Regions from separate parts of the Homo sapiens genome. Here region 1 is linked to region 2. The links are chromatin contacts, found by POLR2A ChIA-PET in ENCODE. All regions are on one chromosome and are shown on one strand. Each heading gives the region's core, a stretch centred on a gene start or an enhancer-like site at or near the end of the contact. The rest is flanking DNA. Distances are from core to core; before and after follow the strand shown. Region 1 holds the start of KDM2B-DT (KDM2B divergent transcript). Region 2 has its middle 7.8 kb from the start of HNF1A-AS1.

What was found. ChIA-PET counts read pairs that join two places held with the same protein, here RNA polymerase II (POLR2A).
Region 1: POLR2A ChIA-PET joins it to region 2 with 16 read pairs in IMR-90. The contact joins the promoter of KDM2B-DT here to the enhancer-like site in region 2. POLR2A ChIA-PET finds 5 or more read pairs at or near these places in 2 of 52 experiments (H1 and IMR-90).

What each region holds. Positions count from the first base shown.
Region 1 is chr12:121,578,331-121,584,872 of GRCh38, forward strand. It overlaps KDM2B-DT (KDM2B divergent transcript), which reads left to right and starts at 2,181. Exons shown (of 4, transcript NR_183427.1): 1 at 2,181-2,933. KDM2B (lysine demethylase 2B) reads right to left here and starts at 2,693. Exons shown (of 23, transcript NM_032590.5): 1 at 2,456-2,693; 2 at 472-616. The coding sequence starts at 2,581. RefSeq lists silencers at 735-814, 1,974-2,283, 2,364-2,413 and enhancers at 1,983-2,918, 3,854-4,789, 4,790-5,723.
Region 2 is chr12:120,961,482-120,967,505 of GRCh38, forward strand. No RefSeq gene overlaps it. Among named protein-coding and RNA genes, the nearest start is that of HNF1A-AS1, 7.8 kb to the right of the region's middle. Within about 2 kb of position 1,255, at least 5 of the 41 ENCODE cell types and tissues checked have a DNase peak (open chromatin) inside an H3K27ac peak, as active enhancers do.

The DNA of each region.
Region 1 (6,542 bases), core at 931-3,430, 620 kb after region 2:
TTCCTCACTGGCAGGCCCCAAGCGGGAACGGGATTGGGAAGGCTTCGGGCCTGGGGGGCCTTACCCCGATGCCCCAGGGGCGCCCTGAACCCAGTTCCAGCCAGGCGGCGGCACCTCAGGCAGCGCAGGGAGCGCGACCGGCTCGGGGAGGGGGAGGACGCGGCGCTCCCGCCCTCCCTCGGTCCGCCTGTCCATCTCCAGGTCCCTCTGTCCGCCGGCCCCCTGGCTCTGCCCACCCTGGGGCTGGTGGTGGGCGCGGGCCGGGCCTAGGCCCATGCCCGGCCCCCCTTACTGCCTGCCCTCCTCCCTCACCACCCCACCCCACCCCCCCAGTGCTCGGCCTCGTTTCGTCACCGGATCCCCTGGAATGGGGGACGCGGGCGCGAAATACGAACCCAGCCACCGGCAGCTCCCTCCCCACGTGCGCTCGGCCCGCAGCGCAGAGGGCGGCCCGGGGTGGGGGCGCCTCACCTTTGCCCTCCATGGCGTGCACGAAGTCCCCCTGGTACAGCTGGCTGCGAAGCTTCTCCTCCAGGCTGAAGCCGCGGACGCTGACGATCTCCTCCACGTCCGACAAGTCCTCGTTCTCGTCGTATCGCTGGCGGTCAATCGGGCGCTGCGAGGACCCAAACCAGAGAGCCCGGGACATTATTGTGGGGGCTGGAGGTCGCCTCTCAACCTGGGCCCAGCACTAACAGGTGCAGCAGCCGAGCGCCCCCTGCACCCCACCATTGCAACCCAAGCAACTTTGCGCAATTGCCAAAGATGCTGAAAAGCAGGACAAGGAGAGGGGCCCGCACCCCGAGGGTCCAGCTGCGCTCTACGCGGGGTACTCCCCTCCGGTGTCTTCGGAAGCACTGAAGGGACATCTGGGGACCCTCCCCTGCCCCCCGCCCCCGAAATGTGCTGGGCTTCGCCCACTCGGCCGGGAGCCTGGTTATGTAACCCGCGAAGGGGGCTCCGGACACGGGCTGGCGGGGCAAATGTAGGCCCCAGGAGGAGCCGCTGCGGCGCCCGGCTCGGCGGTAACAGCAGCCCCAGCGGCCGCGGCGGCAGAGCCGGGAAGCCGGAACCGGGGGCCGGCGGCATTTCTAAAGCTGGAGCCGCCCCCGAGCTACCGGGGAAGCTGGAAAGCTGAAATGGAAGGGCTGAGACCCCAGCCGCCCCCGCCGCCCGCCCGCCAGTGCAAGAAGAGGAGGTGGGGGGAGGAGAATCGGGGCTTGGAAGGGGGAGAGGCAGACGGCCCGCCACAAAGCTCGGATCGGAGACCCCAAAACGCACCAGCAGCTGCCTCATCTCCCCACAAGCGCGCGCGCACACTCACTTCCTAAGGAGACTCCCCCACCACTCCCCGCATCCCCCTGCCTCCTCCCTCCACCGCCCAGCGCCCGGCCCCTCAGCCCCCCAGATTCCGGGCGAACCCCGAGCCCGCTCAGCCCCCCTCCACGCCTTTCCCCGATACCACCTCCCCACTTAAGTGTCTGAGACTCTAAGCCTCACAAGGGGCTGGAGGAGTAAGCAGCTTGCTTCCTTTTGCATGCAATTTATTATATTTTTTTCCCGGTCCTCTTGCAAAATACAGAAAAGGAAAGAAAAGGCAGCGAGAAACAACCAAAAAAAAAAAAAAAAAGATCTATCATATGCCAGATACAGATTTGGAAAAAAAAAAAAAAAAAAAAAGCTACACACCAATCTTCTTCCAGAGTCTTTCTCTGCCTCCATTTTTTTAGGAGAGTTCACCAATTAATTGTCAACACTCCTGCCCCCTGCATTTTGGCCGAGGGGGGAAGGAGGGAAGACCAAAGAAAACAAACCAAAAAATAAATAAATAAAGCAAGCCAGAGCCGAGATCTACAAAGTTTTGCACCAACACTTAGGCAGATCCGTTTGCAAAGTCCTAGGAAACCATTTTCAGCAGTTGTGGGGGGGGGGAGGCGTCGACGTCATAATCCCCGGAACGTAAACATTGTTGCCGATCGCGCTCGGAGCCCGCGGCCGGGCTATTTGGGGGGGCTCTCGGCCCGGGCTTGGGGGGGTGGGGGCGGCGGCCCGAGGAGGTATGGGGCGGGGAGGGAGCCCGGGAGGCACCGGGCGCCGTTAGCGCCGTGGCATCGCTGTTTTGTTGTTGGGTCACGAGTGCGCCTCTGCACGCAGGCGCCGCCGCCGCCCGGGAGTTGTGTGCAGAGCTGACTTTTGGAGGGCCGAGTTGCAGGCGGCGGGCGCATCCCGGAGATGGCGGGGCAGGGAGGGAGGGAAGGAGGAGGGGGCGGGGAGGGAGGTGCAGATTTGCACGGCTGGCCTCAGCGGGAGGCGCGGAAATGCAAGCCGAGCATGCTGGCGTGAAAGCCCCCGGGGCCTGGCACCCCCAAAAACGACCCCCCACCTCCGTTCCTGCCCTCATTGCCCAGGGCTACCCCTCTTCCTCTTCTTTCATCCACCCCTCCCCCAACATTACCTGTGTGGCCGACTCAAATTCAAAGCATTTTGTATATATAACTGTTTTCTTTTTTTGCTTTTCTGCTGCATGTCTTTTTCGTGGGGGGTGATCCTCTGCAGATCCCCCCATTTGCGGACCCGCCATGTGGAGGAGGCATTTGGGGGGCTCAGAAGGAAATTAGCTCGGCTTCCATACCTATAAGGACTGCCTAACTTTTAAACTCCCGGCACTCAAAGATGTGGACACACACACGTACAGGAAATACAGCCAGACCAGAGCCTTTGCAGTCCGCAGCTGACCGGAAGACGTTGCCTTTCATTCATTCATTCTGCCCGCCTCTGTGGACTCCTTTACTAGGCGACCAGCCCTGAAACAGAAGTTGGACATTTTTTAAAGGTTCTTGCGCTCGGCAAGGGGAGCAGATAGATGCTCAGGAGCGAAAGACGCAGAGAATTGGATCTGGCGCCTCCTAACGCAGCCCGCACAGGAGCGAAGGGTAAGCCCTTGTTGGTAGTTTATAGAAGACAAGTCGGTGGAAAGGTGCATGGTGCTCTGGGATAGGTGGGGGGAACTCTAGTGCCCTTGATGAAGCCCCTACAGGGCTTCTTAGCGGAGGTATCGGCACCCTCCGTACATACATGGGTGTCATTAGGTCCCTGTCCACTTACTAGTGTTTTTGACTACCCCAGCACTGGTCCTGGGTTGTCTTGTCCTCCCATCATGAGCAACAGTCAGGTCGACTTGGCTTGAGAAAAGCTAGCCCTAAACATTCCTCCAGCCCCAGCTGTGGCGCCCTGCTAGGCCTGATCTTGCGGGTAAAGATGCTGATAAAATGACATGGCAAGAGGGAGACGATAAAGGGACATTGTAGATAGCAGGCTTTGAGCCTGACATTTTATTTCTGCCATAACCCTGTGGGATACTTGGAGCAGGTCATTTTGCAGATAGGGAAACTGAAGCTCAGAGAAATTATGAATCTGAATGATTGCTGTGCTCCCATATGGTCCCCAGGCTATCAGACAGACCTGTGGGGAGGACGTGGCTTCCCCACCAGGAGATACGATGTCACTATCAGCATCGTATTGGCCGTCCTAAGAGACAGCTTCCCCCTCACTCACCTTAGAAGTTTCCTGTCCTATCTGACTGTAGTCTTTCCCACCCATCCTCAAAGGCTACTCTTTGAAGTTTGTTTTCATTCATGTTCACTAGCTGTAAAAATCTTTTAAGCAGGGATGAGGCTGGGAAACATCAAAATTTGTTTCCAAACTGAAATCGCCCACGTTGGCTGCTGCGTGCAATCAGTAGCCCTTCGTGTGAGTGCTGCCGGTTCTGCCTTCAGTCCGTCCAGAACCATGGACCATTTTATTTGTTCCTGTCTTTCTCACAAGAACCCTTTAAGGGAAATCGTCTTGTTCGTTCCCATTTTGCAAAGGAGGAAATTAGGACTAAGAAAAGCAAAGCCACTCACCCAGGATCACATAGCGCGTATGTGCCGCTGCCAGGGCTCACACTGGAGCCTGGCTTGGCCATCACGTGCTTTTTTTTTTTTTTTTTTTTTTTTTAGTAACTTACCAGCCTCACTACTGCCCCATAATGAAATAAACATGTTCAAAGGAGGCTGCATGGGCTGGAGAGTGACGCAAAGTGAATTAAGTGAAATAAAGCAAAAAATATATAATAGAATGCTTCATCTAATTAATTCTTTTTTCTCCCTGAGGCCCTTCTTTCTCTCCAAGTGGCCTCATAGTGGCCCCAAAAGCTGGCATCAGAAAAAGGTCCAATGGCAGCCACCTTAGTATAAAAACAGTTAAGTCCATCTATCACCTCCACGAGGAGTTCCTGGCCTGTCAGAGTGGGAAGGGGCTGGGTAGTCACCTCATTTAATCCCCCCCCTTTACAAACCTCGAGGAAACCGCAAACACGAGAAAAGAATGGGCCAGCCGGGGGTTTGTTCCCCTTGGCCTCCCCCAGAATGCCTGCCCTGCTGCCGGGTCCTAAGTGGCCACTCAATAAATGTTGGGCCCTTGATGAATCACCTTCCCCCTCGATATTTGCATTTTCTCTTTATCAGTAATTGGCAGATGAAAGGCTTTGTCCTCCAGTTGAAAGAATTCCAAGCATTTGCTCAAAGTGGGGGAGGAGGTTATTTTGGACCAAAGGGGGAAGGGCCAAGACCCTGGAGCTCCCAGTGTTGACTAATTGTCCCAGAGAAGTGGAGAGTAGGTAAGGGAAGAGAGAAGGTGAAGGTGCTTACCCCAGAGATGTACTTTTTCTTGCAGGAAAACACCGGGCCGGTTGTATTGGAAACATAATAATAATTATTTCCTGGACCCTCCTGCTCGATCTTACAAAGGGCCCAGTCAAATCCTGCCTGAGTTACCCCCATTCATTCTTCATTCATCAAAGGTTGATTGAGCAACTCTGTGCCCAAAGACAGAGAGGCTAGAGAAAAGAAGATGCAGCGTGGGGCATGCAGATTGGGGCATACTCGAGGCTGGGTAGGACGATGGACCTGCAGCTTCCCAAGGAAAGGGTGGACACTGGATGTAGCTCTCAGAAACCAGAATCTTGATAAGAAATTGAAGTTGTTCTCATATTCATATATGATTATCATAACTCCTGATTTTTCTTTTCTTTTTTTTGAGAGAGGGTCTTGCTCTGTTGCCCAGGCTGGAGTGCAGTGACACAATCTCAGCTCACTGCAACCTCCACCTCCTGGACTCAGCAATGCTCCACCTTAGCCTTCCAAGTAGCTGAGACTACAGGAGTGCACCACCATGCCCAGCTAATTTTTGTATTTTTGGTAGAGACAGGGTTTTGCCGTGTTGCCCAGGCTGGTCTCCAACTCCTAGGCTCAAGTGTTCCTCCCACCTCGGCCTCCCAAAGTGCTGAGATTACAGCCGTAAGCCACCACACCTGGCCCTGTTTTGTTTTAATTTAAGGATATCTAATCATTCCACATCAGCATATGTGGAATGCTATAGCACATCAGCTATAGTTTCCTTATTCTTTCTAATGATTTCATAGCATTTCATTGGGCAGATAAATGGTGCAAGAATGATTTAATTAGTTCCCTAACTTTTAGATGGTTTTCAATCTTTTTCTATTGCAAACAGAGCTATAAGGGATTGCAGCTTTGTGCTTGAGTCTGTCAGTAGAATATATATCTGAAAGTGATCATCCACGTCTCAGGATTCCTACCCTATCACCAACTATTTGTCCTTGAGAAGTTTATTTGTAAGATCTGAGCAGGTGGGACAACCTCATATCCAACTGGTATCCCCAGGAGTCTACGCAGTGCCATGCCCTTGGCAGGCACTCAGAGAGAGTGGTTTAAGGGCTAACACTGCAAGCATTCACACTGTAATCAGATGGCCTCTTCTAGGAAACCTTTGCTGATATCCTTGGCCCCCTTTCCCCATGGACCCTTCATTCATTCCACAAATGTTTGTGGAAGGTTGATTAGGGGGACCCTGTATCAAATCAGCCTCTTAGGTATATATAGCCTGGTAGGTGAGTTAAAACAAATTCTGGAAAGCACTCTAAGGCTGTGCTGTTTGATGGGATACATTAGCTACATACAGCTACTTAAATTTAATTAAAATAAAATGTAAAATTCAGCTCCTTAACCCAGTACCTACATTTGAAGGGGCTAGAAGTGACAGCACTGAATGGTGCAGATACAGAATATCCCTATCATTGGCTGGGCGCTGTGGGTCACACCTGTAATCCCAGCATTTTGGGATGCTGAGGCAGGTGGATCACCTGAGGTCAGGAGTTCAAGACCAGCCTGGCCAACAGGATGAAACCCCCGTCTCTATTAAAAATACAAAAATTGGACAAGCGTGGTGGTGCACACCTGTAATCCCAGCAACTCGGGAGGCTGAGGCAGGAGAATTGCTTGAACCCAGGAGGCAGAGTTTGCAATGAGCTGATTGCACCACTGCACTCAAGCCTGGGTGACAGAGGGGGATTCTGTCTCAAAAAAAAAAAAAGAATATCTTGAATAACTCTATCATCTTCTGTGGGACAGCCCTGAAGGGAGGCTTAGCATAGTGGGCAACCCTGTGGGCTCTGGATTCCTGTAAGCTCTGAGTTCGAATCC
Region 2 (6,024 bases), core at 5-2,504:
TCTTTATTAAAAATACAAAAATTAGCCGGGTGTGGTGGCAGGCGCCTGTAATCCTAACTACTCGGGAGGCTGAGGCAGGAGAATAGCTTGAACCTGGGAGGTGGACGTTGCAGTGAGCTGAGATCACGCCACTGCACTCCAGCCAGGGCGACAGAGCGAGACTCCGTCTCAAAAAAATAAAAGTAAAAAAATTTTTAAAAAGTCCTAGAGTACACAGTTCCTGAGTCTGCTGACTGTCTAAAGATGTTCTTCTCTGATTTCTGCTGACTGCAGAGAAGAACAGGGGACTTTGGTCTCGTTCGTTGACTCCTCAGCAGGGAGGAAGGGGGCGTGGTCTCTGGTTCTCCAAGGCATTGGCTGGAACAACAGGAGTTTCCATGCCAGGCTGTAGCTGGTTTTCTCTCAACATATTTAAAATTAAACGTGTTTCAAACCATAAAGTTCAATTTCCTTCTGAAAACATTCTCCTCTATCTTCTGAATAGGAAACTGATATTCCTGTGAGTTACAGCACTTTGATTTAATGTTATGAATCCTGATCTTATTATGCTAAGAGGACACTGCTCCCTCCCTGCTCAGAGTCATATGACAAAGACTTCGCATGTCAGTACCCGCAGTGAAGGGGGCCAGGCCCAACTGGCTCCTGTACATGCGTGCGTGCGTGTGTGTGTGTGTCCCTGGCTACAGAAGGGGCAGAGGGCAATCTTGGGGGCAGAGGGCAATCTTGTTTGACCGGGCCACATTTATTAAGTACTTAGGACTGTGTCTAGCACATAATAAGTGCTCAATAAACGGAGATGCCATGATCATTTGTAGCTAGTTACATACCCAATATCCATTCTTCCTATTTTTTTCCTTAATAACAGATTCAGATCGTGCTGCCTGGAATGAAGACATTTCCCAGTCTCTCTTGCATTTTGGTGTGGCCCCGTGACTACACTATGTTCCATGGACTGTAGTAGGTAAAAGTGTATGAGGCTTCCAGGAGCCTCAGCCTTGAGGTTCACTGCTTTTGTCCTCTATTCTACCTGGTATTTGGATATAATGGCTAGAGTCCAGCAGCCATCTTGGACCATGAGGTAACCCTGAGTACAGAAGCCACCCACTGAAGATGGTAGGGCAGGAAGGTCAAAGCTCTGGTGACACTGTGGAGCCCCCACACTAGTCCTGGACTGCCAGCTTCTGGAAAGAATCAACTCCTACATGTTTATGACATTTCACTTTGCAGTGGCATCCTTGATAATGTCAGGAGTTTCCTGGTCCTGGAAGTGATCAAACAGGCTTTTTAGAGATGATGAGACATGAAATCACTCGCTGATTCATTCTTCATATGTTTAATGAACACTCACTGCTAGGTGCTAGGGCTTGTTCTAGTTATGAACAAAACAGAGACTTTATGAAGCTTACAGCCTGGAAGAGGAGATGCATACACCCTCACAAATGTGAAAAAGCACCCTGAAAGAGCAAATACAGTGCAGGGATGGAGAGTCACAGAAAAGAATCTGTTCAGATGTATCACGAAGGGCTCTGTGCAGAGGTGACGTTTAAGCTGAGAAGTAGGATGTCTTAGTCTGTTCCTGCTGCTATAAAAAAATACCATAGGCCAGGCATGGTGACTCATGCTTGTAATCCCAACACTTTGGGAGGCCGAGGCGGGAGGATTGCTTGAGGCCAGGAGTTCGAGACCAGCCTGGCCAACATGGTGAAACCTCGTCTCTACTAAAAATACAAAAATTAGATGGGTATGGTGGCGGGTGCCTGTAATTCCAGCTACTCAGAAGGCTGAGGAAGGAGAATCGCCTGAACCTGGGAGGCGGAGGTTGTAGTGAGCCGAGATTGCCTGGGCCACAGAGCGAGACTCCACCTTGAAAAAAAAAAACCAAAAAACCAAAAAAACATAAACTGGGTTACTTATAAACAATATTTCTCATAGAGTCTGGGATCTCCAGCAAGGGCACCTTCTTGCGGGGCCCTCACCTGGTGCAAGGGACAAACAAGCTCCCTTGGGCCTCTTTGATAAGGGAACTAATCCTGCCCCCAAAGTCCCCACCTCTTAATACCACCACCTGGGGGGCTAGGATTCCACATATGAACTTTGGGAGGACACAAACATTCAGACCACAGGATAGGGAAGGGATGACAATGAGGTGCTGATGGGAGGAAGAGCTAGGAGAGGGGTTCAGGCAGGAGGAACAGCATGGGCGAAGGTCCCAGGCAGGAAGGGGCTGTGGGTATGGGAGGAGCTGTAGGCGACTTGCTGTGCACTGCAGGTGGACAGTGGAAAAAGGTGATCATGGATTGGACAGGGTGGCCCAGCCCCTTGTAGGCCAAGGTGAAGCAGCTGAATTAAGCTAAATTAATTGATTTTTTTTTTTTTTGAGACAGAGTCTCACTCTGTCACCCAGGCTGTAGTGCAGTGGCGCGATCTCAGCTCACTGCAACCTCTGCCTCCCAGGTTCAAGTGATTCTCCAGCCTCAGCCTCGCAAGTAGCTGGGATTACAGGCATGTGCCACCATGCCCAGCTAATTTTTGTATTTTTTAGTAGAGACGGGGTTTCGCCACGTTGGCCAGGCTGGTCTCGAACTCCTGACCTCAGGTGATCCACCCACCTCGGCCTCCCAAAGTGCTAGGATTACAGGCGTGAGCCACTATGCCTGGCCAATTTTTTTTGAGAGTCTCGCACTGTCAACCAGGCTGGAGTGCAGTGACGCGATCTCTGTCTCCCAGGTTCAAGTAATTCTTCTGCCTCAGCCTCCCCAAGTAGCTGGGATTACAGGCATGTGCCACCACACCCAGCTAATTTTTTTTGTATTTTTAGTAGAGACGGGGTTTCACCGTGTTGGCCAAACTGGTCTCGAACTCCTTACCCCAAATGATCTGCCCGCCTCGACCTCCCAAAGTGCTAGGATTACAGGCATGAGCCACCTCGCCCAGCCTATGTACTTATTTTGAGACAGGGTCTTGCTCTGTTGTCCAGGCTGGAGTGCAGTGGCACTATCACAGCTTGCTGCAGCCTTGACCTTCCTGGGTTCAGGTGATTCTTCCACCTCGGCCTCCTGAATAGCTGGGACCACTGGCATGTGCCAACACTCCCTGCTGATTTTCTTTTCTTCTCTTTTTTTAGAGATGGGGTCTCACTATGTTGCCCAGTTTGGTCTCGACCTCCTGGGCTCAAGCAATTAACCTGCTTCAGCCTCCCAAAGAGTTGGCATTACAGGTGTGAGCCACTGCACTTAGCTTTAAACCAAAATTTTTTATAGAGACAGGGTCTTGCCATGTTGCCCAGGCTGGTCTTGAACTTCTGGGCTCAGGCGATCTGCCCACCTCAGCCTCCCGAAGTGTTGGGATTACAGGCGTGAGCCACCACACTGGCCTGAATTTTACAAGCAGTGGGCAATTACAATGCCAGGTTTCCACTTCAATGAAATCTTCCATGTTTCCGTCTCTGTTCGGCAAGACTCTTTGGTTTGCAAGTGGTAGAAATCCAACTTGAAATAACTTCAGGAAAAAAAAAAAAGGGCACTGATGCAAAGAACCTTGAAGTTTTTAGCTCATAGCATTTACCTTTTTCTGTTCAGATGATCTGAGTTTTGAATAGTTACCCACATCTATTGGGTGGTGGTCTGGCCTCTTCTGCGATCGCTTCTCCTGTCTCCACCCTGCTCTGTGTGTGGGGGTCTCCCATGCCTCTGCCTGGTGGTTGGGTTTGATTAGCGGAGAGCCCAGAACAGGTACTGTTCTCCTGATACTCCGTCCCTTGCATCTCCCTACATCTGCTCCCACTCATAGTCCTTTTATTTTTTTCTTTGAGACGGAGTTTCGCTCTGTCGCCCAGGATGGAATGCAATGGCACGATCTCCGGTTACTGCAATCTCTGCCTCCAGGTTCAAGTGATTCCCCTGCCTCAGACTCCTGAGTGGCTGCGATTATAGGCACCTGCCACCACGCCTGGCTAATTTTTATGTTTTTAGTAGAGACAGGGTTTCACCATGTTGGCCAGGGTGATCTCGAACTCCTGACCTCAAGTGTCTGCCTGCCTTGGCCTCCCAAAATGCTGGGATTACAGGGGTGAGCCACCGTGCCTAGCTTGTCCACCCTCTTCTTGGGTCTCTCGGTTCCCTTCCCCTCCCCAGAAACAACCAGTGCCCCAGGCTCTTGCATTCTATCTGCCCAGAAATACGATCGCATGGTGTTTTATTTTTTCGATTATCAATAACTTGTGAGTGGAGAGGCTGCAAGCCAGTGATGTGAATGAACGTGACTCCACATCAGGTCCCATGGAGATCAGGTTCAGCATGTTTTTCTTCTTGTCCCATTGTATTCCCACAAAAGCCCTGTTTTCAGTGGGTGGAGTCCAGAGCCATGGCTTTCTGGGAGGGATGAGGTGCTGCACTGAGGCCGTGACTAACTGGCACTTGGCCATCGGTGGGATATCTGTCGACGGTAAATGGCTTTAGCAAGACCCAGGCATTGGCACTTCCTGATCCCAGGGGTTCAGACGTGTGTTGGCCAATCTGGGAAAACTCGCAGGGCTAGGAATCCTGGCTGGGGCCACACCTAGGGCAGGCGGGCTGTCCTTGGCCCTTTTGCTATTTTGGGTCCTGCTCAGCTGAATGGGCCACTTTTCCCAAAGAAGCCAATGTATAATTTTCATGAGTCCTAAACACCTGGTGGTTTTGCTCCCGTGAGGCTATTTCCTCCTGGGGCTACAGGATAGGTTTTCTAGGCTCTAATCCCAGCTCTGCCATTTCCTGGTTGGGAGACGTTGGGTTCTTTTTTCTTTTCTTTCTTTTCTTTTTTTTTTTTTTTTTAAGACAGACCTTTCTCTGTTGTGCAGGCTGGAGCGCAATGGCACAATCATAGCTCACTGAGACCTCAAACTCCTGGGCTCAAGCGATCCTCCCACCTCAGCCTCCCGAGTAGTTGGGATCACAGGCATGCACCACCACGCCCAGCTGATTTTTTTTTTTTTAAGAGACAGGGTCTCACTATGCTGCCCAGTTTGGTCTTGAATTCCTGGGCTCAAGAGTTCACCTGCCTCAGCCTCTCAAAGTGTTGGGGTTACAGGCGTGAGCCACTGCACTCAGCTTTAAATTTTTTTTTATAGAGACAGGGTCTTGCTATGTTGCCCAGGCTAGTCTCAAACTCCTGGCCTCAAGCGATCCTCCAGGCTCCACCTCCCAAAGTGCTGAGATTACAGGGGGTGATCCACCACGCCTGGCCTGTGCGTGTTTTTTTTTTAACCTTTCTGTGTCTTAATTTCCGCATCTGTGAAATGGGGATAATAATAGATCCTACCTCATTGGGTTGTTGTGGGAGTTAAAGGAGGAAGTAAATGTTAGCTCAGGGCTCGGCCGTAAGTGCTCAGAAATATTAGCTATTTTTCTTAGGACGAAAACTAACATTTAATCAAATGCCGGCTTGCTACATTCACAGCTGCTTGATGTGTTCTTGTTGAATTCTCACAACGCTGTGAGTTAGGCCCACATATCCCCATTCTACAGATGCGGAAACGGAGGCTCCGAGTGGAGATGGGACTTGTTCAAGGCCATTCAGCTGGTATACCGCAGAACTTCCAACAGTCGGCTGTGCAGGTAGTGACCTCAGCCAGCCCCGCGACCGAAGTACAACGTCCCGGCTCATTTATTTCTCTACTAATTTTGATTTGCATCTTTGTGTTTGAGGTCTCTCTGGGCTTTTGCTTGTTGGAACCAGATTTCTTGTTTTCATTTGTAAACATCTGGAGGGCAAGAGCCATATCTGAGATACCTAAGAAGCTGTGTGAGAGTTTCTGAAACTTGCTTTATCCTGGGAAAGTTGCCTGAAGTGTTTGTTCAAAGACGAGGTTCTCTGGCAGTTTGACTGGGGAGTCTGACTCAGGAACAACAAGGATGGGGCCCTGGAATCTGATTTTTTTTAACCCTGTGACTCTGGGAATTTATTTTTTGCATGACTCGAAATTCTTAGGCTAACGTGTTTGGAAACTTTTGCTGCATAGAATTAGCGTGTCCTTTGTTGTTGAAG